2 separate regions of the Homo sapiens genome follow, and region 1 is linked to region 2. The links are chromatin loops, found by intact Hi-C in ENCODE. Cell type or tissue: adrenal gland. All regions are shown on one strand. Links, peaks and the distances in the headings refer to the core of each region. The heading gives the core; the rest is flanking DNA.

The links. Hi-C counts contacts between places; a loop is a spot of excess contacts. Peaks named below come from ENCODE experiments on the same cell type or tissue, not always from the same donor. Only the 100,000 strongest peaks of a DNase experiment are listed, where the experiment ranks them.
Region 1: it touches region 2 in a loop (4-fold over the local background); 11 of 110 quality-filtered maps call a loop at or near these places.

Annotation. Positions count from the first base shown.
Region 1 is chr10:37,745,309-37,760,828 of GRCh38, reverse strand. It overlaps a transcript of ZNF248 not described here. Among named protein-coding and RNA genes, the nearest start is that of ZNF248, 100 kb to the left of the region's middle. In adrenal gland, for the core only: a CTCF peak has its summit at 5,912 (motif pointing right); a DNase peak (open chromatin) is centred at 6,038.
Region 2 is chr10:37,524,668-37,540,187 of GRCh38, reverse strand. It overlaps the pseudogene TACC1P1. Among named protein-coding and RNA genes, the nearest start is that of LINC00993, 220 kb to the right of the region's middle. RefSeq lists an enhancer at 3,793-4,343. In adrenal gland, for the core only: CTCF peaks have their summits at 5,680 and 5,884; no DNase peak of the experiment used is centred there; H3K27ac peaks cover 248 bases.

The sequences.
Region 1 (15,520 bases), core at 2,708-10,707, 220 kb before region 2:
GAGTCTTGCTCTGTCATCCAGAGCTGGACTGCAATGGCATGATCTCAGCTCACTGCAACCTCTGCCTCTTGGGTTCAAGCAATTCTCCTGCCTCGGCCCCCTGAGTAGCTGGGATTACAGGCATGCACCACCATGCCAGGCTAATTTTTGTACTTTTAGTAGAAACGGGGTTTCACCATGTTGACCAGGCTTGTCTCGAGCTGCTGACCTTGTGATCCGCCTGCCTCAGTCCCCCAAAGTGCTGGGATTACAAGCATGAGCCACTGCACCCAGCCTATAATACTTTTAATAAAGAATAGCACTTTAGGCCAGGCACAGTGGCTCATGCCTATAATCCCAGCACTTTGGGAGGCCAAGGTGGGTGGATAGATTGAACCCAGGAGTTTGAGACCAGCCTGGGCAGCATAGTGAAAGCCTGTCTCTACAGAAAATTATCTGGGCCTGGTGGCTTGTGCCTGTAGACCTGGCTACTCAGTAGGCTGAGGTGGGAGGATTGCCTGAGCTCAGGGAAGTTGAGACTACAGTGAGCTGTGCATTGCACCACTGCCCTCCAGCCTGGGCAACAGAGCAAGACCCTCTTTCAAAAACAAAACAAAACAAAAAACCCAGCATTTTCTATTTCTTGAAGTTATTCCCCCCATATATTTTTGTTAAAGGTTTTATTTACTCCATTTGTTAGTTTCCCTCACCCCATACAAAAGTTTTGCATTCTGATTGGATTTGCATTACCCTGAGGTGTAAAAACTTTTCCTTGCTTTCCAAGATCAGGCCAGAATCCAGGGATTGGGACTCAGATTGCACCTGCTTTTCCCTCTTCTGGACAGCTCTGCTCCTCAGAACCACCTCAACATTACCAACTGGCTTGGGGTCAGCTCCCTGAGCCCTGATTTTGCCTCCTCCCTGCCTAGCGGTTCTTCCACAGCAGGTCTGTCTTCATTTCCAGCAAATGGAAGCCTCATCTGGACACCGATGCATCTCCAGGTTTTCTTTCTGTCTGCTTAAAAATGTCTTCAGGATGCCACAATTTGGGGTTATGTGTGATTCTATTCAGAGCAGATTTTCCCACTCTGAATGTGGAGACAATATTGAGCCTTTGGGCTCTAACCTCAACTCGGTATTTGCTTGTCTGACTGAGCAACATTCTAACCACTGCCTACCTGCCTACTAATCTTTACTAAAAAGGCTCTGTCTTGTTGGTTAGCTGACAGCTTTCACTAAGCCATCTATCTGACCATAGTTATCTGTGTGACTAACAGAGATGAATGGATTAAGGCCTTTTGCCAGGGTGAGTGTCTGGGTGATAATTTCTCTCCTCATTCTTCACAGCTCTGGAACACATCCCCTGCTCCTGCCTCCGCACCTTCTCCCATCTGGAACACATTAAGGGGTTTCATAAGCAGATGTAACTTAGCATACTTCCTGACCTAGCACCCAATGTATAGTTTCATGAACTTGTTCATATGTGAACTGCATGTTTCTGGGGAGTGTGTTGGTAGCTTCCATCATACTCTCAGAAGAGTCAGTAAACCAAGAACCACAGCACAAATGAGACCTTCAGAAAACTCTCAGATGGCTCAGACTGCCCCCAAACACCACTTTACTGCTTTTCTTTTTAAATTTATTATACTTTTTTACATGGGTCTAGCAACCAAAGGAATGTTTTACTGCTTTTCAAATCTGCTCTGAGAGCCAACTTTGAGAGTTGGAGTTGAGGATCAGGGCTGCATGTTAACCTTGTTGGCTGTGAGAAACCTGCACAAGTGGCTTCCAAGAGAGGTCCAAGGGAGTCCATCTGATCCTTCCTTGCCTAGTGGTCTCCTTTAGCACAGGACAGCAGAGCATTCTCTCTGTAGCTCATTCAGAACCCTTTCACTCTGAACTGAGAGATAAAGAATAAGATGTCAGATGTGTTTCTGCATTGGGATAAGTAAGGACAACGCATATCCTGTGGGAAGGATAGCTTTTACACCCAGAACTGTCTGAGATTTTACAGTTAAGCTACATCAAAAACATTAAAAACAGGGAAACAGAAATATCAAGTAAGAATGAATCTAGTAGAAATATCTCAAAAGATAATAACAATATGATTATATATTTGTACTTTGTGTTAATTATTTGTGAAATATTTTTCTTGCATGAGGCAATAGAGGCAACTCCTGCTTCTTTGAGCAGAATGAGAATTTAGTTTAAAGATATAGGGGAGAAAATAGAATAAGTACTGTGGCATTGGCTTGGAATAGGTGTTATTGTGAGTATATGACTTTCATTAAAATAAGAAATATGTAAAAGTGCAAATGTGGCTGCTTGTATGCACACATCCCAACTCTGTCCACTGAGGGGGCATGGTAGCGCTAATAAACTAGTAGTAATAAGCATAGCTGGTTTCTACATTTTGGTTCCCAAATGCCATTCTTTACTAAAAGAACCTGGTGTCCTTGAAGAAATAGCTGATTGCAGGACTGGGACAAGGAAATTACAAGATTAGCCTGAAATATTTTTTTGTGTGAAAAAGTAAAGAAGTGTTCACAGCATGATGAGACTGTCAAAAGTACACAGTTTAAAGCAACCTAAAGGGACCCCTATTGGCAGAATCTGGGACAGTGTAAGAATAATGATAGTAATGGACTGTAGAACATTGAGTAAAATAGAAATCCATAACTCTACACTAATACAAATGAATGAAGAGAAGAGAATGCTCTTCCTATCTGATAAATGCAGAAGGAATAATGGTACTAATAAATTACCATTTGGTTGTCATCACAGTAATGATTACTTCAGGCAAGAAACACGAGTGGATACCAAAATTAATGGAAGAAAGTGGAATGAGGAATCGTATTTGATATAGTCTCAGAGTATCACTCTACAACATTCTTAGTAATTCAAGGGTGAAAAAACAGAGTGGAAAACATAGCAAACACCGTTTTGATCAAGTGATCAAAGTTAATACCATCAGTAATTGATTAAATCAGCATCATGGTGCCTCCTGAGAGGACACAGTGGCAACTTGGCATCATTTCAGTGGCAATTCAGCCACAGGATACTCTGGGTCTACTTCTGAGAAAACATCAGACAGAGGAAAACTGAAGTATATTCCACAAAGTGACTGAGTTATTCTCAAAAACATCAAGGTAATCAAAGTGCAGGAAACTGAGGAACTGCTCCAAATTGAGGAACTGCTTTGGTTGTCTGATCTGGAGGAACTGCTCCAAATCAGACAACCGGGTAAGCCACACAACCCTGGATGGATTCTTTTCCTATAAAGGGCTTTATTAGAACAATTGGTGAAAGTTAAATTTGGTTTAGTATATTCTTGAGTTTTTTTGTGCTGTACTTACTACTTTCCTGAAAGTTCAAAATTGTTTCAAGGATACCACGGCAACTAGAAGGTGAAGGAGGAAATCCAAGAAAAAAGATTCACAGAGGGTGGAGTTCCAAATTCTGTACATAAAATCAGCTAGTATATCTAGCTGACATCTGAACTGCAAATTCCAACCAAGCCATCTTAGGCTGAAGAGATTTCAGCTGCTTTCCACGACCTAGTAGAAAGAGCTTGGAGTTTGAATCCAGACAATAAACTAACTACTGGAAGAGAAACTATCAGTAATATTTAGAGGAACAATATAGAACCCAGAGTCTCTACCATCTATCATACACAACGTCCAGAATCACTTTGCATATGAAGAAACAGAAACACATGAACCACATCAGAAGAAAAGACAATCAATGGAGACAAGTTCTGAGATGACCAAGATTTTCATGGAAAAGTTATTTTTTTGTTTGTTTGTTTTCTGAGTCAGAGTTTCACTCTTGTTGCCCGGGCTGGAGTGCAGTGGCATGATCTCGCCTCACTGCAACTTCCACCTCCCAGGTTCAAATGATTCTCCTGCCTCGGCCTCCCGAGCTGAGATTACAGGTATGTGCCACCACGCCTGACTAATTTTTTATTTTTTATTTTTAATAGAGACAGGGTTTCGCCATGTTGGCCAGGCTGGTCTCGAATGCCTGACCTCAGGTGATCCACTCGCCTTGGCCTCCCAAAGTGCTGGGATTACAGGTGTGAGCCACCACACCTGGTCAGAAAAGTGTTTTTTTTTTGTTGTTGTTGTTTTTTAAAGTGGCTTTTTTTTTTTTGGATGGAGTTTCACTCTTTTTCCCCAGGCTGGAGTGCAATGGCACAATCTCAGCTCACCGCAACCTCTGCCTCCTGGGTTCAAGCGATTCTCCTGCCTCAGCCTTCCGCGTAGCTGGGATTACAGGCATGCGCCACAACACCGGGCTAATTTTGTATTTTTAGTAGAGATGGGTTTTCTCTGTGTTGGTCAGCCTGGTCTCAAACTCCCGACTTCAGGTGATCTGCCTGCCTTTTGGCCTCCCAAAGCGCTGGGATTATAGGTGTGAGCCACTGCGCCCGGCCTAATGTGGCTTTTAAAACTGTGCTCGGCTGGGTGCGGTGGCTCATGCCTGTAATCCCAGCACTTTGGGAGGCTGAGGCGGGTGGATCACGAGGTCAGGAGTTTGAGACCAGCCTGACCAACATGGTGAAACGCCGTCTCTACTAAAAATACAAAAATTAGCCGGGCAGTGGTGGCACATGCCTGTAATCCCAGCTACTCAGGAGGCTGAGGCAGGAGAATTGCTTGAATCTGGGAGGCGGAGGTTGCAGTGAGCCGAGATTGTACCACAGCGCTCCAGCCTGGGTGACAGAGTGAGACTCTTGTCTCAAAAAAAAACACAACCCAAAAAACTGTGTTCAAGAACATATACTCATAATGTCATATATGACATATGTTCATAATGAAGGAGAAAATGAATGGGAAGTCCCAGCATAGAAATATAAATTACAGAAAAAACCACATGGAAATTATAGATCTAAAACATAAATTACCTAAAATAAAAAATTCACTAGATGTGGCCAAGTGCAGTGGGTCATGCCTATAATCCTAAACTTTTGAGAGGCTGAGATAGGAGGATTGCTTGAGACCAGAAATTCAGGGCCAACCTAGACAACATAGTGAGACCTTGTCTCTTAAAAAAAAAAGCCAGGTGTAGTGGTGTATACCTGTAGTTCCAGCTGCTCAGGAGGCTAAAGCAGGAGGATTGCTTGAGCCCAGTAATTGGAGGCTACAATGAGCTATGATCGTGCTACTGCACTCCAGTCTGGGAGACAGAGTGAGACCCTGTCTCTAAAAATAGAATAGGTAGGGTGCCAACAGTGGAGGAGTGTGCAGCTGCATAGAGGGGAAGCCTGACCCTTTCCCACCCATCAGAGTCAGATTTACCCAAAACACACGAGGCCATGAATACCACAAAGATCTGCATGGTGACAGCTCTTGGGCTCTTGTGCTGCTCTGGGCCACCTTTGTATTTGGTTTGCCTCGACCCTCTCCTCCCAAATTCTATCTGTGGAGGTCGCAGCCCCACATCTAAATAAGGACGGAAACATGTGGCATGCAAAACTGACTCGTTTCTATCAGTGCTGAGACACAGCACTGGATGAGAACTCCACAGAAATCATCTTTCTTTCATCTTGGCCTTTGCAGAGTCTCTGGCTAAGTGCAGACTCAGACCCAGCCCTACAGTGCAGGAACTGGGTCTGTGGGTACATCTCAGGGCTTGGAATTATTCCTGGCACCTAGCATGGATGGATCCTGCCAGGGAAAAAGGAAGAAAAAAAGCACACATCTAGTGACTGCTGTAATACAGCTTCTCAGGAGATCAGCTATAAATTTCACCCAAAGCTTAGGGGAAAATAATGGCTAATGGTAGGTAACATGGAGTACCTGCAACACTCTGTTATGGAACAAAGCTAAAAGGAGACTGCATGGTTAGCTTTCTTCTTAGACAGCTTGAGAGCTGAGTTCCTACAAGTTCTCCCCTTGATACATAACCTGCAGTGGGCACTAGAGGGCACAGCAGTGTCACTGTTCTGCTGCCTTCTGGACTTTCTAGAATGACAACTACAGCTCTGGAGAAAGGGGCACCCAACGTGGACCCAGATCCAGGTTTCCCCTGTGAGCTTTCAAGACCTGAAAAGGGTCTGAGATTTTACTCTCCTGCAAGCTAACTCCTGAGCCTGCCAGTTTCACAAAAGCTGGCAGAAGACATGAGACACCTGTGTCAGAGGACAACAATGTTATTACACACAGAAGCTGCCATAGTCAGAGTATCTGAATTTTGTGATGCCAGTTTGTCAAGCCCCACATGGTGATGGAAAAGACCAGATGATGTGGATGTGCAGTGGGTTGTGCTACAGGAGAGAAGCAGCGACCCTGAGCTTAGAGAACCTGGATCTTTTACACTGGCAGGAGGCATGACTGCCCTTTGCTCCTAGGGACACACTATCTCCACCTTCTAAGGCTGTTTGCTGCACAAACATCCTGGAAAAGAAAAAAGACTTTGTTCAGACAAGTCCTCAACAAAGACTTGCAGGAGACATGAGATATCTCTATCCAGGAGATGAGTAAAACACAAGAGATGCAGGCAGCACTGTCTTCAGACAGTGGCTGTGCTTGGAAGCAAAGGCCTTAGGGATAGTGACCCACTAGTGCACTTTATAGGAGCAGCTAAATGGCTCAGGCATTAGGAGCCCAAAAGGAGCCCAACCAGCATCCATGCAGTCACTCATCATTCAATAAACTTTGCTTGAGCACCACTGTGTACCAGGCATACAGCCCTGGTTCTACTCAAATTAGAGTCTTCACCTTACACTTTTGATGACAGCCTTCACAGTTATCTTTTATCTTTCCTCAAATCCTCTAAAAACATTCTTAATCTTTTTATGCATTGGGTCTCTTTGATAGCCACGTGAAGCCTAAAGACCCTTTCTCAGAATATTTTTAAACTATTAAAATACCTAAGAAAATAAAACACCTAAATTAGATAAAATAAATATGAAAATAAATAAGGAAAATATCTAATAAACTATTACTATTATTAAAAACCAGTTGTCAAATATTTTAAAAATATACAAAGTATATAGAATATTTTTAAAAACTTATTTGGGAATAGTCTACGTGCTTCTCTGAGCATTAAAATAAAAAGATTTAGTGGTGGGTCTGGTAACTACTATGACTTCAAAGTCGTGACGAGCATAAAGGATATTTAGAGGTCTGCTACACAACGGTAACTCCCGACTCTAGACTGGCCTCCATGTTTTGGAATAATGCCAATATTTCAGACAAATGTCCTCATTTGGGGTCTAGAGAATAAGACCCCTGCACATATGTAGAATCCCAGAGGATAGAGACCATCTAGGAAGAAGGTGGAGCTCGGCCAGCCTCTGTGTCACACCGTGGGAACAGCAACAGAAGTGTGCATGTGCACTTGGGTGAAGAAGGCAGCATCCGCATGGCCCAGCCCAGACCAGTGAGCAAAGACCCCATGAAGAAGGGTATGTCTTAGCAGAGGCCCCAAGGGCACATGAGGAGGAAGGGGGTGAACTGGACAGAAGGCGGGAGGCCCCAAGAGAAGAGCAGGAGTGGAATGGTGTGACGTGCCTGAAACTACAAGCTGCTTCAAGTCGCTACGTGGGAAGTGGAGGCTGGGAAAGGCCAGGGCCTGGAGTTGGACAGACCGGGCAACATCAGTCATTCCAACGGAGCCCATTGCCTGCTTTCTAGAATGTGGAAAGACATGGCCAGGCGCAGTGGTTCATGCCTATAATCCCAGGACTTTGGGAAGCTGAGGTGGGCAGATCACTTGAGGTCAGGAGTTCAAGACCAGCCTGGCCAACATGGTGAAACCCTCTCTCTACTAAAAATACAAAAATTAGCCAGGCGTGGTGGCACACACCTGTAGTCTCAGTTACTGGGGTCAGGAGGGGTGGGGACTGAGGCATGAGAATTGCTTGAACCTGGAAGGCGGAGGTTGCAGTGAGCCAAGATCGTGCCACTGCACTCCAGCCTGGGTGATAGAGCGAGACTCTGTCTCAGAAAAAAAAAAAAAAGACTTTCTTACTGGTTAGTAAATAGCAGCTGCCCCAGGGTCCCTATACTAACCCCACTTGCCCAGACAAGCACACTTCTCTCCCTGGACCCCCACCACTCCCAAACTCAGAAATTAAAAGACTAACTCCCAGGCCATTTGGGGACCCCTATGCTCTGCCCCAGCATGCATCTGCTCTGATTGATGAGTCTTCATGCTGCAGTGGCCTGCACACCCGGGGACCAGATGTGCTATGGAAGACAATGCACAGTCAGCTTTGCATGTTCAGGAAGTCACGCCAAGGCAGTAGGCTCACTTGGAGCTGCTTCCTTGGTCTTTAGCTTGAGCAGAAGGCTCTTAGCTGTGAGGATGGAAAGGCCCTGGCTGATGGAGTGTTCAGGAGTGTCCTCTGGTGGCCCTCCTGGACCACTGTAAGTTGTTCTCTGCTGTCAAGCATTAAGTTCAGCCTAAAGCTGCCTCCTTATGTGGTTTAAGCTCACTAAAAGATTTCTCCATGCACAGTGAACTGTAACCTAACAGGATGTGTAACAGGCTGGCACCTACAATTGTGATTGTACCAATCAGAGCTTCGGCCAATCACAGGTGGCTGACTGCTCAATCTGTGTTCAAAGAAGGCAGAGGTGGAGCTGTGACCAGTCCAGCTGTTTCTGTGCCTCACTTCTGTTTTCTGTCCCTCACTTTCCTTTTTCTGTCCCTAATATTATCCAACCATGGGGCAGCCGCAGAGTCTCTTAGAACCCCTTTCAGGTTCTAGGGGCTGCCTGGTTTGCAAATCATTCTTTGCTCAGTTAAACTGTTTAATTTTTCTAAAGTTTTTATTTTAATAGAAGTCAAATTGAAGAGCCAGCCTGCACACCCATGGTCTCCAGCATTTTCATGGTTCACTGCAGGACCGTGGGCTGACTTTGCCCTCCTGATCCTGCCCCTTTGCAAGGCTCAGATGAGCTTTCGTGAAGTTGGTGGGGTGGCGACCCTGCTGGTTCCCTTCTAAATGACAGCACATCTGCTGTAGCTGGGTCTCCCTGCAACAGAAGTCAACCCTTATCTTGGATCCCCAGCAATGAGCGTGGCCCGGGACTCCGGGTACTTCTGAGAACTCATCCAGGAACTACTTACCAGTTGGTTTCCCTGTGCATGTGATCAAGGTTCTGGCTTCAAACAGCCTCTTGGTTCATGTTTAAAAAACAGATGGAGAAGGAAATACCATTGAAGAGAAGTAGCAAGGGAAGAATAACCCTAAAGTAGTTGCCCTTCCCAGGGTAATGCAATAAGTGAAAACCCAGATAATTCAAGTATTTTATTTTAGTCAACATTAATTGAATATTTCTTTCAGACAGGAATTTGAGATTTTTTAGTTTTAAGTTTTTATTTTAGTGTAACTAGATTTGATGCAGTGCCTGGCATATAGTAGGTGCTCAATAAATTATTAAGGATAGTTCCAATAAGTTTACTGCACCTGTAAGTTAATAGAATTCAAGATATTGATATAATTATCATTAGATATCTTGGTGAAAAAACTGAAAACTCAGGTGTCAAGCAAAATCCTCAAGAGACTCTATACCAGCAACAAATTGGAAAGCAGTATTTAGTGAGAATAAATTTTCTGTGGACAATATGCCTATTAATAAATGTGCTAAGGGTGCATTTCTGTTTTTAAATGAGCAAAAATGTGTAAATGCAACTATTAGAAATGTAAAATGAATTGAAGAACAAGAAAACAGATGAAAGGAAAATAACTGCTATTGAATTAATAGATTGTATACCACTCCTAAAAGGAAACTATGTGTATCAGCCTGAAAATTTCCTTCAAAAATGGAAATGTCTCCTAAAGGAAACAGGACCAGGTATGCTGGACATCTGACCAGGTGTGGTAGGCACCTAACTCTGTATGCTAGACACCTAACCAGGTATACCGCACACATGACTAGGTATGCTGGACACCTGACCAGGTGCAGTAGACACCTAACTTGGTATGGTAGATACCTGACCAGGTATACTGCATAACTGACTAGGTATGCTGGACACCTAAGAATGCTTTATCCTGACGGACAAGAGATCATTCCCTGGAGTCAATCTTCCTTCTCAGGGCATTTAAATTGTGTTTCTAAGTTGGTAAGATATTTTCCACATAACTTCAGAAAAATCTCAAATGATAATAATGGCTATTATTTATTAAGCATTTGCTATGTGCCTTGCTCTGAGCTAAATGTTTAACATACATTCTTTTGTTTAATGCTCACAATACTTATGTGGAATAATTTTTTTCAAATGGGGAAACAGATTTAAAATTGGAAAATAATTGCTTAAATTCCCATGAATAATAATAAGTTCATCTGAGCACAGGTGTGTCCCATGTCCGACTCTTAGCTCTGTCACCTCCTGTCCCAAACAATGTCACTGGTTTGAGCCCACAGTTACTTACACCTGCGTAACAAGACCATAAATAAGAATATCTTGAAATATACAACAGCAGGCAATCTGGGGGGCTTGTGTAAGCAATTCTGCAAATACTTGGAGTGAAGAGGCAGTAGTCATTGGTGGCATCATGCCACAGGTAAGCATTTAAATGTTAGAGATGCTTTCATTTGATTGGTAAAGCAATATTCTCAAACTTGATCTCATACACCATGCTAATACATCTCTAGATCAGTATACCTGTAGGTCAGTGGCACAGATGTCCAAAGTGTGCTTTAATAAAATGCAAACACTGAGTGTATTTTTGAGGCTGGAGTTGTGTATTCCTCTTTGTGAGAAAAGCAGGAATTTTTTTTCTCATTAGTGCTTGAGGCAAGCTTGAAATACAAGTTAATAGGACTCAAAATTATCTCCATCTAATGTTTTTAAAGGCAATCTTCTTTAACGTAATCAGAGGAAAATAGTATACTTCGGAGACCAAAAAAAAGTGGCATATCTTAGATCAAAGGTTTTTCCTGGTGATTGTGTTTGATTATCTTTTAAAAATATGCATAAGAGTTTCTAGAATGCAGCAATTGGATTTTTTACTTTCTATACTTCTAATTCTGACTTTTATATCATAAGACAATTGGTGTGTCTGTTTATAATGATGGTAATCCAGAAGGGCGAGACTATATTTTCTTAATTTTTCATGAATACATTTATTTCTAGAACTGTAACTAAGGTTTTTCAATAGCTTCACTGAGAACACAGCATGCTGCTGGCTGGTCCCCAAGTTTCTGGTGCCTTCTCAGTCTCATTTATGAGAAGATAAAATGAGAAGTCCTACGCACCCAAGCATATGATCCTGGTGTATGTGTGCTTTGAAGAACAGCAAAAGTCCAGGAAAGGTAGGACTTTGCATACAAATGTGGAAGGTCTGTTGAATGAGGCTTTTCTCTAGGTGGTACAAAGAAATCCCCTGTGAAAATACCTGATATTCACACAAAGGGCTTGGTATGGGCCCAGCCTGTGGTGCACCTGGTAGGGAACAGTATTACTGTCAATATTGCACCTGAACAAAGTCATGCACTTCCATAGATGGATGTCTCAGGATGGCTGCTGTCATCTACACAGAGCAGAACTTGAATAAAAATAAGACACGGAAATTGAGAAGTATCTGTGGGCATGGCTTTGGGGCCAAGGGCAGTGGGGTCTGAAGGATGACCATAAAGATGGCTGCCTGGGAGACAGACTAAGTAATTAATAAGCTCGCCAAGGTTGCCCCACATGCTACAATGATTTGCTTGATTTTGAGCTGTAGGAACAGGAGGCTGCCACGATGAAATGCCACAGGCTGGGTGGCTTGAACAACAGAGGTTTATTTTCTCACAGCACTAGAGGCTGGAAGGCCAAATCAAAGTGTCCTCTGGTGATGGTTTCTTCCTGGCTTGCAGATGACAACCTCAATGTGTGCTCACATGGCAGAGAGAGAGAGAGAGAGAGAGAGAGAGAGATGGAAACAGAGATAGAGATGGAGAGAGACAGAGACAAAGATGGAGGCAGAGACAGAGAGACAGAAACAGAGATGGAGACAGAGAAAGAGAGAGACAGGGACCAAAATAGACAAAGACAGCTAGATGGAGATGAAGATAGAGATAGGGAGAGAAACAGAGAGAGACAGAGAGATACAAAGATGGAGAGAGACAGTGATGAAGAGAGGAGACAGAGCAATCTCTTCCTCTTCTAAATACTCCAGTCCTGTGAGAATTAGGGCCCCACTCTTAGGACCTATTTACCCTTAATGACCTCTTTAAAGATCCTGTCTCCAAATACAGTCCCATTGGTGTTAGGGCTTTAACTTATGAATCAGGGGGACACAGTTCAGTCTGTAACCAGGGGCAAGGGGACACAGCCATCCACACTGAATTCCTTGTTCTTCAGCACTGTTCCTGCCCCCAATCTTGATAAATTGAGGACCCTCCCACACAAAAAAAACACCTTGAATGTCACAGAGAGACTCTTTATGCTGCATTATATTTACTAAGTGGTAGCTCCTTTTGAAAGGAATGATTCACTCTCTCTGTGGGAACACCCTAAATACACAAGGGGCAGAGCCTAAATACAAGAGGGAAACGGAGAGAACAGGCTGGTGTCAGCTTCCTCTGTATGGTGTCCAAGGCTGCCGCTCTGGCTCTGGCCAGCTCATCAGAATTGGGGCCGTAGCTTCAGAAAGATGAGACGTGACTGTCCCCACCTCTGTGCTGGCCCCAGAGTCCTCAGGATCAAGCCTGCCAGCTGTTGCTCTGCCCCAGCAGAACCACGCAAAAGGGCATTGTCCACATGCTCACCATACACAGAGGATGTGGGGGTGCTGAGGGTGAGGCACGACTAGGAAAGTCATGCCCTCAGATGATACTGAGTCATGAGACCTCGATGGGACCCAGGGCACCTGTCAGAGGCTGATGCCCTGAGAGAGGAAGCAGCGTACCCACGGGAACAGGGCCAAAGTGCTAAGGCTTGGACTCACTAGTCAGGCCCCTCTCACAAGGGGAAAAGAAGACCCATAACAGGGCAGTGTAGAGCAGCAATGTTATTTCTAAAAGAATAAGTTCAGGCCAGGCATGGTGGCTCACACCTGTAATCCCAGCATTTTGGGAGGCTGAGATGGGAGGATCCCTTGAGGCCAGGAGTTTGAGACCTGCCTCAACCACATAGCAAGACCTCATCTCTACAAAAAAAAAAAAAAAAAAATTAAAAAATTAGCTGGACGTGGTGGTGTGTGTCTGTGGTCCCAGCTACTCAGGAGGCTGAAGCAGGAGGATCACTTGATGTTGGGAATTGAAGGCTGCAGTGAGGATGATTGTGCCATTACACTTCAGTCTGGTTGACAGAGTGAGGCCCTGTCTCAAAAGAAATAGGAAAGCAAAGAAAAGAAAGAGTAACTTCAGGACCTTCAGAAAGCTTTCAGATTTGGTCTTATATTCAGCAACCAGATGGGCACATTGCAGTGGCATCACACAGTTTTACCATATGTGTTACTGACCTCCCTGGCCACATAGGATTATGTGAGCAGTTTTGCTGGAATACAGAAACCCAATCTCAACCTGGTAATTCAATCCTGTTAAGTGGGGCAATAAGAACAATGACAGATGGAAATTGATTCAGCAAGGATCTACTTTACAGTGAAAATGCTGGGCATGCAAAAACGCACTCGGAGGGGACCTGAGGTCAGTTTATTAACCACGGCAACACGTTTGTTACAGACCTCATGACACTGATGCTGCTCACAAAGGTAAGGGACTCGGAAAGAGCAAGGCTTGGGCAAAATGATAATAGGGAGAAAAACAGGCTTCAGAAGCTATGCCTATCCTTGACTGCAGACCTTGACAGTGTTTTCTCTAACAGGCTGACTTAGAGTAGTGTTTTATGGCAAACTGAAGTTGAATGGCAAAACAAGTCAACAAAGTGATGGGCGTCAGACCTTAAGAGGCAGCAAGTGGTAACAACACAAAACAGGCTCCCACTCTGGCACAAGACCCAGTGAACTGTCAGGGAATCCCAGGTGCCCCTGCAGGATCTGTCTCATGGCAGGCAGAGCACATCAGCGGGGCCAAGGCCCAGGTGAACTGACCAAGGGGAGGTATGGACTTTCCAGGGATAGGGACATGGTTAGGACCCATCCATTGGAAAGATAAATGATGGAAGAGCACTCGAAAGAAGTCTCTGAATTGTTCAGAGTGTAAATTTGGTGAAGGAGGGAATTTTAGATTTAAAAGCGAGGTGGGTAAATACCTTTCTATGCCATAGAAAAATGGTAAAGTTCATTATTACAGGTATAAGATAAAAGTACAGATATTCTTAAAGTGTGTTTGTGTAAAATAATGCAAGATTACTCCACAACAGATTCTCATGACAGTGTTTAGGATTTTGAAAAGTTAGGAGAAAGAAAATGTAATCAATACAGACAGTTCTTGATTTATGCTGGTTCAACTAGCAACTACATCAATAAATGACTTGAGATGTTTAACACCTTATTATAAAATAGGCTCTGTGTTACATGACTGTGCCCAACTGTATGCTAATTTAAGTGTTTTGAGCACGTCTAAGGCAAGTTAGGCTAACCCATGAAGTTCTATAGATTAGGTGTATTAAGTGCATTTTCAACTTACCATATTTTCTTTTTCTTTGTCTTTCATTTTTTTTGAAACAGAGTCTCGCTCTGTTGCCCAGGTTGGAGTGCAATGGCGCAATCTGACTGTATGCAACCCCCACCTTCTGGCTTCAAGTGATTCTCCCTCATCAGCCTCCCGAGTAGCTGGGATTACAGGCCTTCATGCCCAGCTAATTTTTGTATTTTGGTTGAGATAGGGTTTCACCATGTTGGCCAGGCTGGTCTTGAACTCCTGACCTCAGGTGATCAGCCTGCCTCGGCCTCCTAAGGTGCTGGGATTACAGGCATGAGCGAGCAAGCCCAGCCTTCAATGTACCATATTTTCAATCTGCAATGGGTTTATCAGGACATAACCCCATCATAGCTCAGGGGCATCTGTTCTGGACTAGACTACCCTTTGGTTGCCATGACATCCTGAGGCCCCCTTAGCATCACAGCAGAAAACAAACTACTTTAACTGGGCGTTATATCCAATTCTACAGTAAGATGTGGCCAAAGTGTTAGAACCAAAATGGTATGTAAATTGCATAATCCCATGTGCAAGACAGGATTCTAAGAACCAGCTTCTAATTCATCAGTGACACATATGGTAGTCACACAGATGTAGATTTATGATCAATTGGGGATTTATGAAATACTTCTTCTTCCATAATCTTTTTTCTTCTGCAGTGAGCCTCACTCTCTTCATTCATCCTTGGGTTGTACATTCCTTTTTCTCTTAAAGAAGTTCTAATATTTTCTTTGTTGTCTTCATAATACTTTTAACAGAACATGACCCCAGAGTTGAAGGCAGTAAAGAGTCGGTCAACATCTGTCCTAGGGAAGAATGACTGGATTTCCCTGTGCTAGAATTTCTATAGAAGGGGTCCACCTGGAGAACATGCTCACCCTCTCCCATGGAACCTTTGATTCTGTGGCAGTGCCCTGTGTGTATGGGCCACTCTTCACTGCCACTCCAACAAGCAGCAAGGTTTCCAGGGCAGCAGATTGCTTCTAGCAAACACCACT
Region 2 (15,520 bases), core at 2,476-10,475:
TTTCTGAATACAGCACACTGATGGGTCTTGACTCTTTATCCAATTTGCCAGTCTGTGCCTTTTAATTGGAGCATTTAGCCTGTTTACATTTAAGGTTAGTATTGTTATGTGTGAATTTGATCCTGTCATTATGATGTTAGCTGGTTATTTTGCTCGTTAGTTGATGCAGTTTCTTCCTAGTCTCGATGGTCTTTACATTTTGGCATGATTTTGCAGTGGCTAGTACCGGTTGTTCCTTTCCATGTTTAGTGCTTCCTTCAGGAGCTCTTTTAGGGCAGGTCCGGTGTTAATTAAATCTCTCAGCATTTGCTTGTCTGTAAAGGATTTTATTTCTCCTTCACTTATGAAGCTTAGTTTGGCTGGATATGAAATTCCGGGTTGAAAATTCTTTTCTTTAAAAATGTTGAATATTGGCCCCCACTCTCTTCTGGCTTGTAGAGTTTCTGCTGAGAGATCAGCTGTTAGTCTGATGGGCTTCCCTTTGTGGGTAACCTGACCTTTCTCTCTGGCTGCCCTTAACATTTTTTCCTTCATTTCAACTGTAGTGAATCTGACAATTATGTGTCTTGGAGTTGCCCTTCTCAAGGAGTATCTTTGTGGTGTTCTCTGTATTTCCTGAATTTGAATGTTGGCCTGCCTTGCTAGATAGGGAAGTTCTCCTGGATAATATCCTGCAGAGTGTTTTCCAACTTGGTCCCATTCTCCCCATCACTTTCAGGTACACCAGTCAGACGTAGATTTGGTCTTTTCACATAGTCCCATGTTTCTTGAGGCTTTGATTGTTTCTTTTTATTCTTTTTTCTCTAAACTTCTCTTCATGCTTCATTTCATTCATTTCATCTTCCATTGCTGTTACCCTTTATTCCCGTTGATGGCATCAGTTACTGAGGCTTGTGCATTCGTCACGTAGTTCTTGTGCCATGGTTTTCAGCTCCATCAGGTCCTTTAAGGACTTCTCTGCATTGGTTATTCTAGTTATCCATTCATGTAATATTTTTTCAAAGTTTTTAACTTCTTTGCCATTGGTTCGAACTTTCTCCTTTAGCTTGGAGTAGTTTGATATTCTGAAGTCATTCTCCATCCAGCTTTGTTCCATTGCTGGTGAGGAGCTGCGTTCCTTTGGAGGAGGAGAGGTGCTCTGATTTTTAGAGTTTCCGGTTTTTCTGCTCTGTTTTTTCCCCATTTTTGTGGTTTTATCTACCTTTGGTCTTTGATGATGTTGATTTACAGATGGGTTTTTGGTGTGGATATCCTTTCTGTGTGTTAGTTTTCCTTCTAACAGTCAGGACCCTCAGCTGCAGGTCTGTTGGAGTTTGCTGGAGGTCCACTCCAGACCCTGTTTGCCTGGGTATCAGCAGTGGTGGCTGTGGAATAGCGGATATTGGTGAACTGCAAATGCTGCTGCCTGATCGTTCCCCTGGAAGTTTTGTCCCAGAGGAGTACACGGCCATGTGAGGTGTCAGTCCACCCCTACTGGGGGGTGCCTCCTGGTTAGGCTACTCGGGACTCAGGGACCCACTTGAGGAGGCAGTCTGCCCGTTCTCAGATCTGCAGCTGCATGCTGGGAGAACCACTACTCTCTTCAAAGCTGTCAGATAGGGACATTTAAGTCTGCAGAGGTTATTGCTGTCTTTTGTTTGTGCCCTGCCCCCAGAGGTGGAGCCTGTAGAGGCAGGCAGGCCTCCTTGAGCTGTGTGGGCTCCACCCAGTTTGAGCTTCCCAGCTGCTTTGTTTACCTACTCAAGCTTGGGCAATGGCGGGCGCCCCTTTCCCAGCCTCGCTGCCACCTTGCAGTTTGATCTCAGACTGCTGTGCTACCAATGAGTGAGGCTCCGTGGGCGTAGGACCCTCCAAGCCATGTGCGGGATATAATCTCCTGGTGTGCCGTTTTTTGAGCCCATTGGAAAAGTGCAGTATTAGGGTGGGAGTGACCTGATTTTCCAGGTGCCGTCTGTCACCCCTTTCTTCGACTAGGAAAGGGAATTCCCTGACCCCTTGCACTTCCCAGGTGAGGGGATGCCTCTCCCTGTTTTGGCTCACACACGGTGCACTGCACCCACTGTCCTGCCCCCACTGTCCGGCACTCCCCATTGAGATGAACCCAGTACCTCAGTTGGAAATGCAGAAATCACCCATCTTCTGCATCGCTCATGCTGGGAGCTGTAGACTGGAGCTGTTCCTATTTGGCCATCTTGGCTCCACCCCCTGCAGGTGGAAATGTTTCTAAAATACTAACTTTCAGGACTAAGGAGGCAGAAATAGCAGATATATTTGAACTCCGAACCACTCTTCCACCCAGATGATTCAGGATCATAATGAACTTCCACTGCTCCATAGCGACCTCCGGCCATAACCCAGCTTGCTGGGTGTCCGCCATTGTTGGTTGTATGCAAAACGGCCATATATAAGTCAAGGTCCATGCCTGTGTGTTGGTTATTCCTTGCTACTAAGTTTTTCACTCCCTTCCGGGCAGCACTTTGCCTTCTGAGGTGGTGGCTCCCTTCTATTATAAACCCAGGTTCCAGAAGGTTCCAGAGCCAAACACTGGCAAGTGTTGTTTTTTGTTTGTTTGTTTGTTTGTTTTTTCACAAGAACTTGGACTTTGTAGTATTTTTCCTTCCCAAAAGGATTTTTTGCTGGCTATTCCTCCCACCTACAGAAGTAAACTTTTTATATAAATGAGTCATTTAATACTTTGGGAAATCCAAAATGCCAAAGTGACCTGGAATAATCTTAATCTTAAATGTGGGCATAACTGATCAATTATTGATTATAATCAATCAGTTATATCTTGTGTGAACAAATACTAAACAGAAAGTCTAAGGTGAACTTAGACCAGTGGCTTTTAAATTTTTCAGTCATTATAGTTTTACCCTTTCTCTAGGAAACACTCAGAAACAGAATTTTAGCATGTGTTACAGAGCAGTAGATAGCTGATACACTCCTAGACATATGCACCATCTCATTAACCTCCTGTGCCTTATTTCTTATCAAGAAACTGTAACTTGCCTAAAGGGAGGTATTACAGGAAGTCAAGTTGACACTTGATTCACCTTGCTGTTACACTTCCAAGTCTAAATTAATAGCATTTCGTTGGTCAGTCTCTTGTGAGTTCTTAGTTTAAGCCAGACTCCCCAGGTTAAGTCAACTTTAGGAAACAGACTCTCAGGGCTTCCCATGGCTACAAGGTTCATGAGAATTTGGGAAATAAGCCTCCTAAAAATCTTCTTAGCCAGGAAAACATCAATGTCCATTACAGAGTTTGGCATCTCAGTCATTTCTTGAGGGGGCAAATGCATTCAGTCTATCTGCTTAACAACTTAATGCTAACACATGTGGGGTCAGAACAGGCAGCATACTGAGCTGGAGGTGGGAGATCAGACTTTGGATGGTTTTTGATGTCTCCAGGCAAGTGGACTCTTCAGCTTGGCAGCTCTCCCCGGCCACTCTTCTCTTGGCCTGGCCACATCTACAAGCCTCACTACTCAAAATGCAACAGCTCTCACAGGTGTAAGGGCAGGAATGTATGACACGGCCTACTTTAGCCATCTTTTCCAGTCTCCTAGGATTTAACTTTTTATATTCCTTAGTCCTTGAAGTTGCTTACCAAAAAGTGCAGAATAGCTAACAGGAGTATCCGAGGGAGAGAATACAGTCATGGATTCTTAGTTGTTGTTTCTGGTTGGGACAGTAAAGCTCCTTCCTCATCCGTCTTTTCTGCTTATCACTAGAGACAGAAACTAAAAACCATGGCTTCAGGCTGATAAAAGCCTAAAACAAAACAAAACAGAACAACAACAACAAAATTAAGCAAGCTGGACAACCTTATTATAGAAGCTACCATCACACAGAATTGACCAGAAGATCTCTTTCAGGCCTGGGCCATCCAGTGTGTCTTTAATTAACATGCTAAATCAATCAATCATATCCTTCCAAAAGGGCCTCATTTCATGTTTGCCAAATGCTTCTCCCAGTCCCTCAAAACGTTCACAATTGAAGACCAACAAAGACCAGTGTATAGACAATAGAACTCAATGGACTCCCGGTTGCAAATCTATAGTGAGCACAGATGCCACAGATTCCTGTGGCTATGTCCTCATGGCAGGAGAATTTGCATCACTGATCTGTGGCCATATGCTGACTGTGCTCATCCTGTCATTTGTCCTCAATCACAATGGAGCAGTACCAGCCCCTGCTGTACTCTAACAGTGACACTCCCAGAAAAGCCAAATGAACTCAGCTCTTAAGAAATTTAAAACTTAAAAAGAAAAGTTAACTTCCTACATCAAAAATGCTGCAGAACAACAGCTGAAAAGCAAGGTGAGACTGACTCCCCACCACTGACTGTACTCTGGCCTTAGTCCCAGCCACCACCTACTGCTGGGCACAAACTGCATAGGAATGGACTTCAGAGTGACACAGAGAAACTTAAAAAGTAAATGCTGGATTAAACAGATTTCTTCATTCCATGTTTTGCTTGCTGAAATTTCTTTATACAATGTTTATTCAGTGCTTTAAGGATGTAGAAATTAATTTATGTTGGGAAGTTCAAAGGGAGTTGCTCTTAAAAGGTCACAGCATATAAGTTACTCACCAGCTGGCTCCAGAGACAGTGTTTGTCATTCTTCCTTTTCACTCTTTTCTTTTTCACTGTCTTTTTTCACACTCTTTCCCACGTATTTCCTATCAACATTACACCAGTGTATTCTAGCACACCACTAGTGTATTCTAGCACTTTACAGCTTAAATCTTTCACACTGTCATTTCATCTTATCCTCACAACTACTCTGAAGAGGCAGATGGGTGCTGCTCATTTTATGGGTGAATAAGTTGGGAATCAGGAAGTTTAAAGTTTGTTTCAAGAACTGAGTAAACCAGCCAGGTGTGGTGGCTCATGCCTGTGATCCCAGCACTTTGGGAGGCCAAGGTGGGCAGATCACTTGAGCTCAGGAGTTTGGGACCAGCCTAGGCAACATGGCAAGACCCCATCTCTACAAAAAATACAAAAATTAGCAGGTATAGTGCCATGCTCATGTTGTCCCAGCTAGTTGGGATGCTGCAGTGGGAGGATCACTTGAGCCCAGGAGGTGGAGGTTGCAGTTAGCTGAGATTGCACCACGGCACTCTAGCCTGGGTGACAGAGTGAGACTGTCTCTAATAATAATAATAATAATAATATACCTTAGTTAACCCAATATATCCAAAATATTATGTCAACATGTAGTTAATATAAAATATTGAGACATTTTATGCTTCTTTTTGTACTGAGTCTTCAAAAAATGGTTGCACATTACACATACCGGATATCTCAATTCTGACTAGCTATGGTTCAAGTGCTCAACAGCTACCTGCAGCTAGGGCTACTGTACAGAACACTGCAGAGACTACATGTTCCTCAAGTGAAGAAACTGTGTCTTATTTGTATTTTATCCTCATCACCTAACACTGACCAGAGTTTAACAAATTCACATGGGCTTCAAAACAAATACTGAAAGAAACCCGAGCCCCACCTGGCCCTCCACATTCAGGAACTTACAAGCATGGTGGACACGTCTTCTTCCACCTTTTGGCACGTCTCCTTCTCTATGCCTAAGACAGAAAGTCATTTTTATAGTTATCCCAATAAGTTGGTTGCTTTTCCCCCTAGTGAAAGGCTCTTGGAAACCCCAGTGCAGGCCAAGAATGACAGTGAACACATAAACAGCATTCCAAAATTTTATTTAAAAGGAGCGCTGGCATTCTGCTGAGCGCTGTGCAGTTCAGCATTACAAGTCCATGACATTCAGAAGAAGAGCACAGGTTAGTCAGCCACAAACAGGTCATCAACCTTCAGGCAGAAAGAACAGCAAGCCTGCACCCTTGTGTCCATTACAATTTTGGCTAATGCACTGGACTAACCATGGCATTACGGCAGAAAGTGAACACACTGTAACACTGATTTTTTTTTTTATCATCAAGTCTGAATGAACTTAAATTCCAGCCCAGAAGAGTGGCCTTGATCTAATTAATGCAGCAGATAAGATAATAAGCTTTAAAATTTAAGCCAGCAAATCTAAACTCATTCTTCCTCCATACCCTTCAAATGGGCTTCCTCATCTCAGGTCTATCCTCTACTCTACTAGGGTGGAGGGTGACATTTAAAATAACCAGAAGATGCACTCATTGAAGTAAACATAAAAATACAGAAAAGCATACAAAACTTTAAAGCTACAATCCTCCACATGGCAATCACTAACTACTATTGTTGTCAGTTAATTATTTAAAACACAAATGTGACCCTCACTCCCTTGTTCAAAAACCTTCAACCTCCCCACTCCCTACCAAAGGCTCAAGCCCAGATTCCATGGTATGACCTTGTTTCCCACTTGCCATGTACTCAGAGAAAGAAACTGGGCATTTTACCAACATGGCGGCTTCCTCCCCATGGCTGTGTGAGGGTCTCATTTCCCAGAAAACATCTAGGTAAGTAGCCATCAGGACCCAACTCCAAGTGGACACTCCCCAGGACATGGTCTGGATTCACCTAACAGGGCCTGTAGCCACCCCCACACCAGTACAGCAGCCTCCACTTGCCTGTGATGTGGCTGATCAGTTACAGTGTAGCCGGTTCTTTAAATCTCTTCCCCCTTTTTAAATCTGGTTCCCAATAAGGAACCAACTTATTGGGATAACTATAAAAATGACTTTCTGTCTTAGGCATAGAGAAGGAGACGTGCCAAAGGATGGAAGAAGACGTGTCCGCCATGCTTTATAAGTTCCTGAACGTGGAGGGACAGGTTGGGCTCAGGTTTCTTTCAGTATGAAGATAGCATACAGTACTATCTTCAAAGTTAGCAAACAGTAGGGGGAAGAGATGTAAACAAGTGTCCCAGCTGTCTGTATAAATTTTCGTTGAAGGAATTTCCTCGGGTGAGGAAGAATATAATTCAATAAATGTTTACCATGTACTGTGTCAAAGGTGACTCGAAAATGACCGTCTCCTAGTCTCTAACCTCAGTAAGTTTATAATATTACTTTCCTGTAATTGACACACTGCACTAGGTGCTGTGGAACAGGAAGGGGAATAGGAAATGTCATGGGAGCATAAAGCATGCAGGAGAGACCTGAAGGGATGTGCAGATCTGTGTAGGAGGCAGCAAAGGAAAACACTTCAGATGGACGAAATGAAGGCAGGTGCAAGAATACTCAGGATTAACCCAGAGAAACCGGCAGAATGGTGAACACGGTCTTTGGGAAAGATGTCAGGGCAGAAGGCAGTGTTGGACAAAATCAGGAACAATGCTTGGCCCAATATTTTATAGAAGAGAGACTGGGATCTGAGATGGGAAGGAGACCAGGGGGAATAAATTGCTCCAAGTCCTGACTTTCCATCTGCTTCCCTGGCTTAATGGCAGATCATGACTTTTAAAATTCTGTGCATAAAATGCCACAAATAAAATTATGTTGTTTAAGAAGATCTAAGTTTTTAATAATGTTTAATGTAGTCAGGAACATGTTTCTAAACTTTTCATAAGTAAAGTTTAAAGCCATCCATCTAACTTGGTACCCAGGAGAGGGGCTTAGCTCTAGAATGATCTGAAAAGTCCATCAGTAAGAGGCTTCAGCCCTGCTTAGTCCAACTTCCTCATTAGCACTTTAAGAAAGATTTTACAGTGCACTGGTCAGTTTCAACCTAACACACTGTACCAGGAAAATTTACAGTAGCCTAGGGTCATTAAGATAATCTCTTCACACTTTGACATTGTGGCTAAACGATCATGGAACCAGACTGCTTAGAGTCAAATGTAGTTCTACCATTTACTACTGACAAGGTTCAGAACACACTTCACCAAAATCTGGTGCCTTCGCACCTGAGGACACAGCAGAAGCAGGAAGGTCTCTTGGCACCTCTCCTGCCCTCTCCCCTGAAGCAGGCCATAAAGGAATCCCTCAGACCTTCCCATGAAAATAGGTCATAAGACCTAATAACAGAGGGGTCCTCCCTACACCCAGAGAAAAACAAAGTCCTTATCCTGAAAGACACAGACACTAAGAGGAATTGAAATAAACAGGATTGACTAAGTTCCCCTAGTTTATTACCATTAGATCACACCCTTCTGTCCTCCAATTGTACTTCTGCACAACTCTCCATAAAAGTACAGTTTTCCCTGTTTGGGTCTTCATTTCTGGAGGCTCTAATGTCATGTAAAACTTATATTAAATATATTTGTATGCTTTTGTCTTGTTGATCTGTCTTCTGTTAGAGATGTCTCAGCCATGAACCTTGTGATGAGTGAGGAAAGATACCACTTTTCTTTCCTACACTTGCCAAGAGACTTTAGTCAAGTTACTTAACTTTTTGCCTTCTTTGTTTCTCTGAAAAAAGGAGAAAAGAGTAACACCTTGCTATGAATAAGTATATGCAAGGCACTTAGAACAATGCCTGCACATGATAAGGCACCATATGTATTAGTTATTATTTCTGTAAGTTAAACAATGAACATAAAAATCATAAAAAGTCAGACATATGACATATTTATTTTATTTATTTTTTGTTTTACTTTAAGTTCTGGGATACTTGTGCAGAATGTGCAGGTTTGTTACATAGGTATATATCTGCCATGGTGGTTTACTGCACCTATCAGCTTGTCATCTAGTTTTTAAGCCCAGCACGCATTAGGTATTTGTGTTTATGCTCCCCCTCCCATTTTCCCCCACCCCCCTGACAGACCCTGGTGTGTGATTCTCCCCTTCCTGTGTCTATGTGTTCTCATTGTTCAACTCTAACTTAAGAGTAAGAACATGTGGTGTTTGGTCCTCTGTTCCTCTGTTACTTTGCTGAGAATGATGGCTTCCAGCTTCATCCATGTCCCTGCAAAGGACATGAACCCATTTTTTTTATGGCTGCATAATGTATGACATATTTATAGGCCATCTGATATAGTTTGAATATTTATCCCCTCTGAATCTCATGTTGACACTTAATCCCAATGGTGGAGGTGAGTGAGGCCTAATGGGAGGTGTTTGGGTCATAGGGGCGTATCCCGCATGAATAGCTTGGTGCCTTCCTTGTGGTAATGAGTGACTTCTTGGTCTCTTAGTTTCTGCAAGATATGTCTCTTAAAAACAGCTTGGCATCTTCCTACCCCTCTCTCTTCCTCCTTCCCTCTCGCCATGTGACCACTTGCTCCCCTTTGCCTTCTGCCATTATTGGAAGCTTCCTGAGTCCCTCACCAGAAGCAGACACTGGTGCCATGCTTCTTCTACAGCCTGAAGAAAAATGAACCAAATAAACCTCTTTTTCTTATAAATCATCCAGTCTCAGGTATTCCTTTACAGCAACGCAAATGAACTAACACACCACTACAAGATATGGCCATATTGACAGAAAATTATAAAGAAATTCAAGCAGTCTCACACACATCAGCGTCTCCTATACAACTTGCCACAAGTATCCCTATGTTCCTAGTACTTCAATAAGCACTTTTGTTAGTGTCCACTTTCTCGATAAAGAAGCAAAAGCATAGGTCAATAATCCTAAATCTATCCTTCCAGTGACCCAATTCTTTAAGCTCTGTAAGGTGCCTCCTGCTTCATTAGGCTTTCAGGCATTTCTATGCATATATACATTAGAAAGATGAAGATATGCTTCCATACCTGCTTCTGAGGATGAAAACGCATGATTTATGGTAGACATGGGAGCACTGGAACATTCAAAGTACTCCAGGTCTCCCTCTGGTCACCTTTCACCTTGCCCGCACCTGATTTCTGACCACATGACGTGGATGTCAGTTTCTCCTCATTGGTAGCGTGGACATCCCTATTAGAAATGTCTGAAATCTGGTAGATCACTGCCCCTTCATCCTGAGAAACACAACAAAGAAGATGTTACCCTTTAGGAGGGCAAGCAATGGGGAAAAGTGACATCTCATGAATGGAACCAAGTGGATACAACTCCATAAAGATATCTGAGGGAGTTAGCCACAGATCTGGGTACAAAGCAAGGAGGAAGCTGGAACTTTCAATTGTGACATGCTGTTTTATAGAACCTAGGTTCTGTAATTTGAGTCTGAGGTTTTAAAAAATGAGCTTCTCTAGGCTAAGTTTATCAGCAAGCAGTTTAAGTGGTCTAAGACAGTGGTTTTCAATTTTTTTTGATCAGATACCTCCTAATTTTTTTAAATCTATGTACCCCATTTCATTTTCAAATGACATCTAAACACTTTTCAGCATAAGTTTAAATAATTGCAAAGAATGTAATATCTGCCTTATTCTAAATATTGAATTTGCTTAATGCTATCTAGTTACCTTTGTGATATGATACCATATGATCCATTTTAAATTTACACAAACAAGTTCCTGAATAAGTCAGAAATTTACGTTATTCATTTTCCATTACGTTATTCATTCCACTTCCATCAAGAAATTATCCCAATGAAAAACATCTGCATGACTGAAAGTCTTTTAAAGGTCTCTATCCAATGCCTCTGTTACATTTTTTTCTTTGACTATAAGTCTTGAGGTGTTAAATTTTTTTTTCTGCTGATGAGTTATTGTTACATTTACTAATGCACAACTTATTTTCAAAATATTGCAAGTTTTGATAAGTATTAGACACAAAAGTAAATTTTTATATCATCTACAAAATGTTTTATTGCACTAATTCTTAAAAACTTTTACAGTACAAAAATATGTGGGTTTGGGTTTTTCTTTAAAGAAAACAAAAGATAAATTTCTCATAGTTCTTGTTGCCTACATTAGCAAAATTTGAGGGAGAATCTTTTACACATTTGTAACAGATGAAAAATAACTCAGATTGCAAATTTCCCCCCACTGCACCCCTTTTTTTACATCTTACACCATATACCAAATTTCTGGTCCAAATTGTACAGAATAAGTTATGTTAAAATTGAATTCTATTAGCCAATATGAATGTATTTCTAAAATCATAAGCATACTGACATAAAGTTTTAAAAAGAACAAAAGGATCTCGTTGCAATCAGATGGGCTTGGGTTTTGGTTTATGTGTGTTTTGCAATTAGTTCATATGGTCATGGATGCATACTGTTTATTGCTAGAATGTAACAGAGGTCAATGTCAATTTTATTCATGATTTCTATTTTTATAATTATAATTATTAAGAAACCTTATTTATATAAACGATAGATGAAACAGAAGGTAGTTCTGTAACAGAAGGACTTTCAATTCTTTGAACCCCTTTCCAAGTCATGTGCCCAAAAATTCTATCATCAAAGATTATTTTTAGATCTATCAGCTAACAACTCAGGTCTTCTTATTTTGTCGAAACCAATGAATTGGGAAACCATCTGACTTAAGAAAAATATCTTTCAGTTATTAGAGTCAATTATCTTCTTAGAACCTATACCAATATTTCAGATCTTCCCTTTGGTGCCCTGGAGACTTTCACACCCTGTGGTGATGCATCTTTGTAGCTTTTAGTGAGAGTTTTACAAAAAAAAAAAAATGGAGACAAAGAGAGAGAGAGAGTCATTGTGAAAGGGTTCCCTTTTCTTCAGGCGCCTTTTCTTCAGGGACAGTGAGGATCTGGAAATTGGTTTCTCAGGCACTCATTGGAAAGTCCTTATGATCCACTCCCGCTGGGGGACCCCTGGTCTAAGAGACATTCTGGGGATGAGCACAGACTCACCTGAGAACATGCACCCAGGCAAGAGACTGAGTTTCATGCTTCTTCACCTTAAAGCCACTCCTGGCAAGAGAAGAAACATAAAAAAGCTAATTTGGAACCACACTGACAACTGTCAAGGTATGAAATGGGACAGAGAGCAGTGTGTGCAGATAGAAGCCAAAGCGTACAGCACCACACACACCATACATCTACCTGTGAGAGAGGCAGGGACACCTTTTATGCCTCTGAGTTTTCTCTGGAGAGAAGAGGTAAGCAAAGACCTAGAGCGGGGCTCATTCTCTGAAAAGACCCCCTTGCTTGCTTCTGTGAGTTTTCAAACACTAGCACTCTGATGTCTATGGTTTTTAATTACACACCACCAAAAGCTTTTCAGACAGTAGAGCCTTAGCAGCTGGAGACATTCAGTTCCTCTGAGCCTCCCTTGCTTGGCTTTGACATTCATTAGAAAAATCATCACGCTGGACTGGTTTCTTTAAAAATTCTTTATTTCACCAAAAGCCACAGAAGTCTCATAAAACAGTTCCAGTTAGACTTGTGTGTTCACAGACAAGAACTGTGGTCAATAAAAAGTGTAAAAATAAAAATATGTGAGTAAACGGTTACCATTCCTATTAAGTAGTAAGATGGAAGATGAATGCCACATATTACACCAAGCCTGAAGCTGGGGAAAGCTTGAACCACCTGTTATTTGTAGACTAGCACAAAATTTGTGATTACAGGACTAATTGAGATTCTGTTCTGTTTTAATAAACTTAGAATTTTCAGTAAAAACACCGTGACCAAAAAAAGAAAAAAAATTTGCAACTTCTTTCTTTTGCAAGAAAAAATAAAAAGACAACCACATAAGTTACCAGAATGTGCATAATCATTACTTCATGATCTTCTTTCCCTAGTTTTCCTACTGAGTGCCACCCTCTGCCACCAAACTCAAGTTGAGCTGACTCAGTAAAATTAACTGTTCCAAGCCAGTAGCTTTATCTTACCAAAAGTCAATGATTTCCAATATTAAATAGCAGAACAGTCCCTCAAACCACTGCTTGAGGCCAAGCCAGCTCTTGGTATTGTCAAAGCACCACGTGACACTTGCCAGGCTAGGGAGTGCAAGTTCTCACACCTAAGGTGTAAAGGCCAAGCCCCACTCCCTGAGGTGCGGACACCTACAAAGCTTAGCTAACTCATGAAGTGGCCAGTGAAATACAAAAAATCATCAAAAGATCAAACTCAGAAGCAAACCATGCTATGGAGAGATGGCTCAGGGAGGATGGGAGAGAAAACTGCCAATGGTCCCAGGGACAAACAGAAACAGCAGGAGTACTTACAACAGAAAACAGAGAAATTTCACTTGTTTAATAATCCCGATGCACCAACAAAATTAAGAGACAGGAAAGACACAGAGGGAGAAAAAAATCATGTAAAGACTGGAATATTCAACTCCAGTCTTGCAGATGTAAAAGCTGCACAATTCTTTCTATGAGGTGAGATACTAATTTAAAATGTCATATTCATGAATGTTATCACTAGTGAGTGAATGATTAACAGACCTCAACCATAAGAGAGACTGGTAGAAACACTCAGAAATGCCGCAAATTCAAATTTGTAGATGAAAAGTAAACTTCCAAGAGGTCTAGCACTGCTTTCTTGTATAAAGAACAAGAAAACAAGATTTTTGGTTGCATAAGGACCTTTAAAAAAACCTATTAAGTGTATTAGATCAAGAAGTTCATTTGACAAAAACAGAATAGGGGAAAAAGGCTACCTACCAGGTGAGGGTGGTAGGACTCGAAAGATGGTATTTCTTGCTACTGATTATAAAGTGTAGAATGAATTACCCTCTCTTTGGCCCAGATTTCATCTTATTTGACATGAATGCACTGCTTGCATGCAACTGAAAGGCTCACAAACGACTCCTTATCGACTTCAGTAGGCTGAAACATCTCACATTTAGAGGAGGAAGTAACTAGGCAGTGATGTGCCCAGTACATACCCCAACTACTGTCTAGAGAGAACTAAATAACCTTAAAAGCCACAAAAGAGGGCACCAAGTCAATAATATTTTTCAACAACCATTTAACTGCTGATATATAATCAAAGAACAGATCCAGAGTTACTAATGACATTTCACTCCCCTTAGACGTTCTGGGGCTGCTGAAGAACTGACTCCTACATCGCTCTATTTTCTTGGTACTTTAGTCCATCCTTCTGCTCTTTAAACTTCTGGGTGTCTTCCTTTCTGCTGTAACTCACCATGGCATCTGGAGTTTTTCTTTAAGTCATAGCAACACTGAGAAGCATTTCCCCAACTGATCTATAGTGACAACTACAAACACAGTGCTTCTTGCACTCCTTTTCCATACTTCATGCTGCAACTCCTTGGTCCTTCTTTATATCTACATTTTACTGAAACGTTTTAGCAAAATGTCACAGGGCCGCAAAAGGAAGTACAGTCATGTGCCACGTAATAAACTTTCGGTCATGTGGTGGTCCCGTAGGGTTATAATGGAGCAGAAAAACTATTGCCTAGTGATGTCCTGACAATCCTGACCCTGTGTAAGCCTAGGCAATTTGTGTGTCTGTGCCTTAGTTTTTAACAAAAAAGTTTAAAAAGTAAACAAATAAGTAATTTTAAACAAAGAAAACTTATGAACTAGGGATATAAAGAAATAAAATATTGTGTATAGCTGTTCCATGTGTTTGTTTTTTAAGCTAATTACTATTACAAAAGAGTCAAAGCTTCTTTAAAAGTTCAAAAGTTGATAAAGTAAAAGAGTAAATTTAATTTACTATAGAAGGAAGAGTTTTTAAAAATAAATTTAGTGTACCTGAAGGATACAGTGTTTATACAAGCTACAGTAGTGTACAGGAATGTCCTAGGCCTTCACATTCACTCACCACTCACTCATTGACTCACTCAGAGCAACTTCCAGTCCTGCAAGTTCCATTCATGGTAAGCGCCCTCTACAGGTGTATTATTTTTTATCTTTTATACCATATTTTTACTGTACCTTTTCTATGCTTAGATATGTTTAGATACACAAATGCTTACGACTGTGTTACAATTGCCCACAGTAGTTTGTTTTCTTGTTTTTTTGTTTGTTTGTTTGTTTTGTTTTGTTTGTTTTTAGACAGGGTTTTGTTCTGCCAGCCAGGCTGCAGTACAATGGCAAAATCATGGGTCACTGCAGACTCAACCTCTTAGGCTCAAGCAATCCTCCTGCCTCAGCCTCCTGAGTAGCTGGGACTACAGGCATGCACCACCACTCCCAGCTATTTTTTTTAAAAAACTTAAGAGACAGGAGGTGTGTTTTGGCAGCGGGGGGCATCTCACTATGTTGACCAGGCTGGTCTCAAACTCCTGGCCTCAAGGGATCCTCCCACCTTAGCCTCCCAAAATGTTGGTATTATAAGTGTGAGGCATCACACCTAACACCTATAGTATTCAGTACAATAATGTGATGTACAGGTTTGTAGCCCAGGAGCAATAGGTTGTACCATTTAGCCTAGGTGTGTAATAGTCTACATCACCTAAGTTTGTGTAAGTTGACTTTATGATGTTCACACAAAAAAATCACCTAAGGATGCATTTCTCAGAACTACCCTGTGGCTAAGCGATGTATGACTGTATTATAATGTACTCAACTAAAGTTTTGTGATAAACTAATCCTGTAGCAAAGTTAAACTGAAACTTGATATAGAATGTGACCTTAAGTGATTACGCTGAAAACTCCAAGGACCTTGCAAAAGTCAGATGATTTCCCAGGAGAGATGAGAGATGGGGGGACTGATTAAACCAACTAATTTACTCAGTTTTATCTGATCATTTAAAATATTCTTGATTCTAATTGGAAATTTACCTCCTTGCTGATGAGTTAGAAA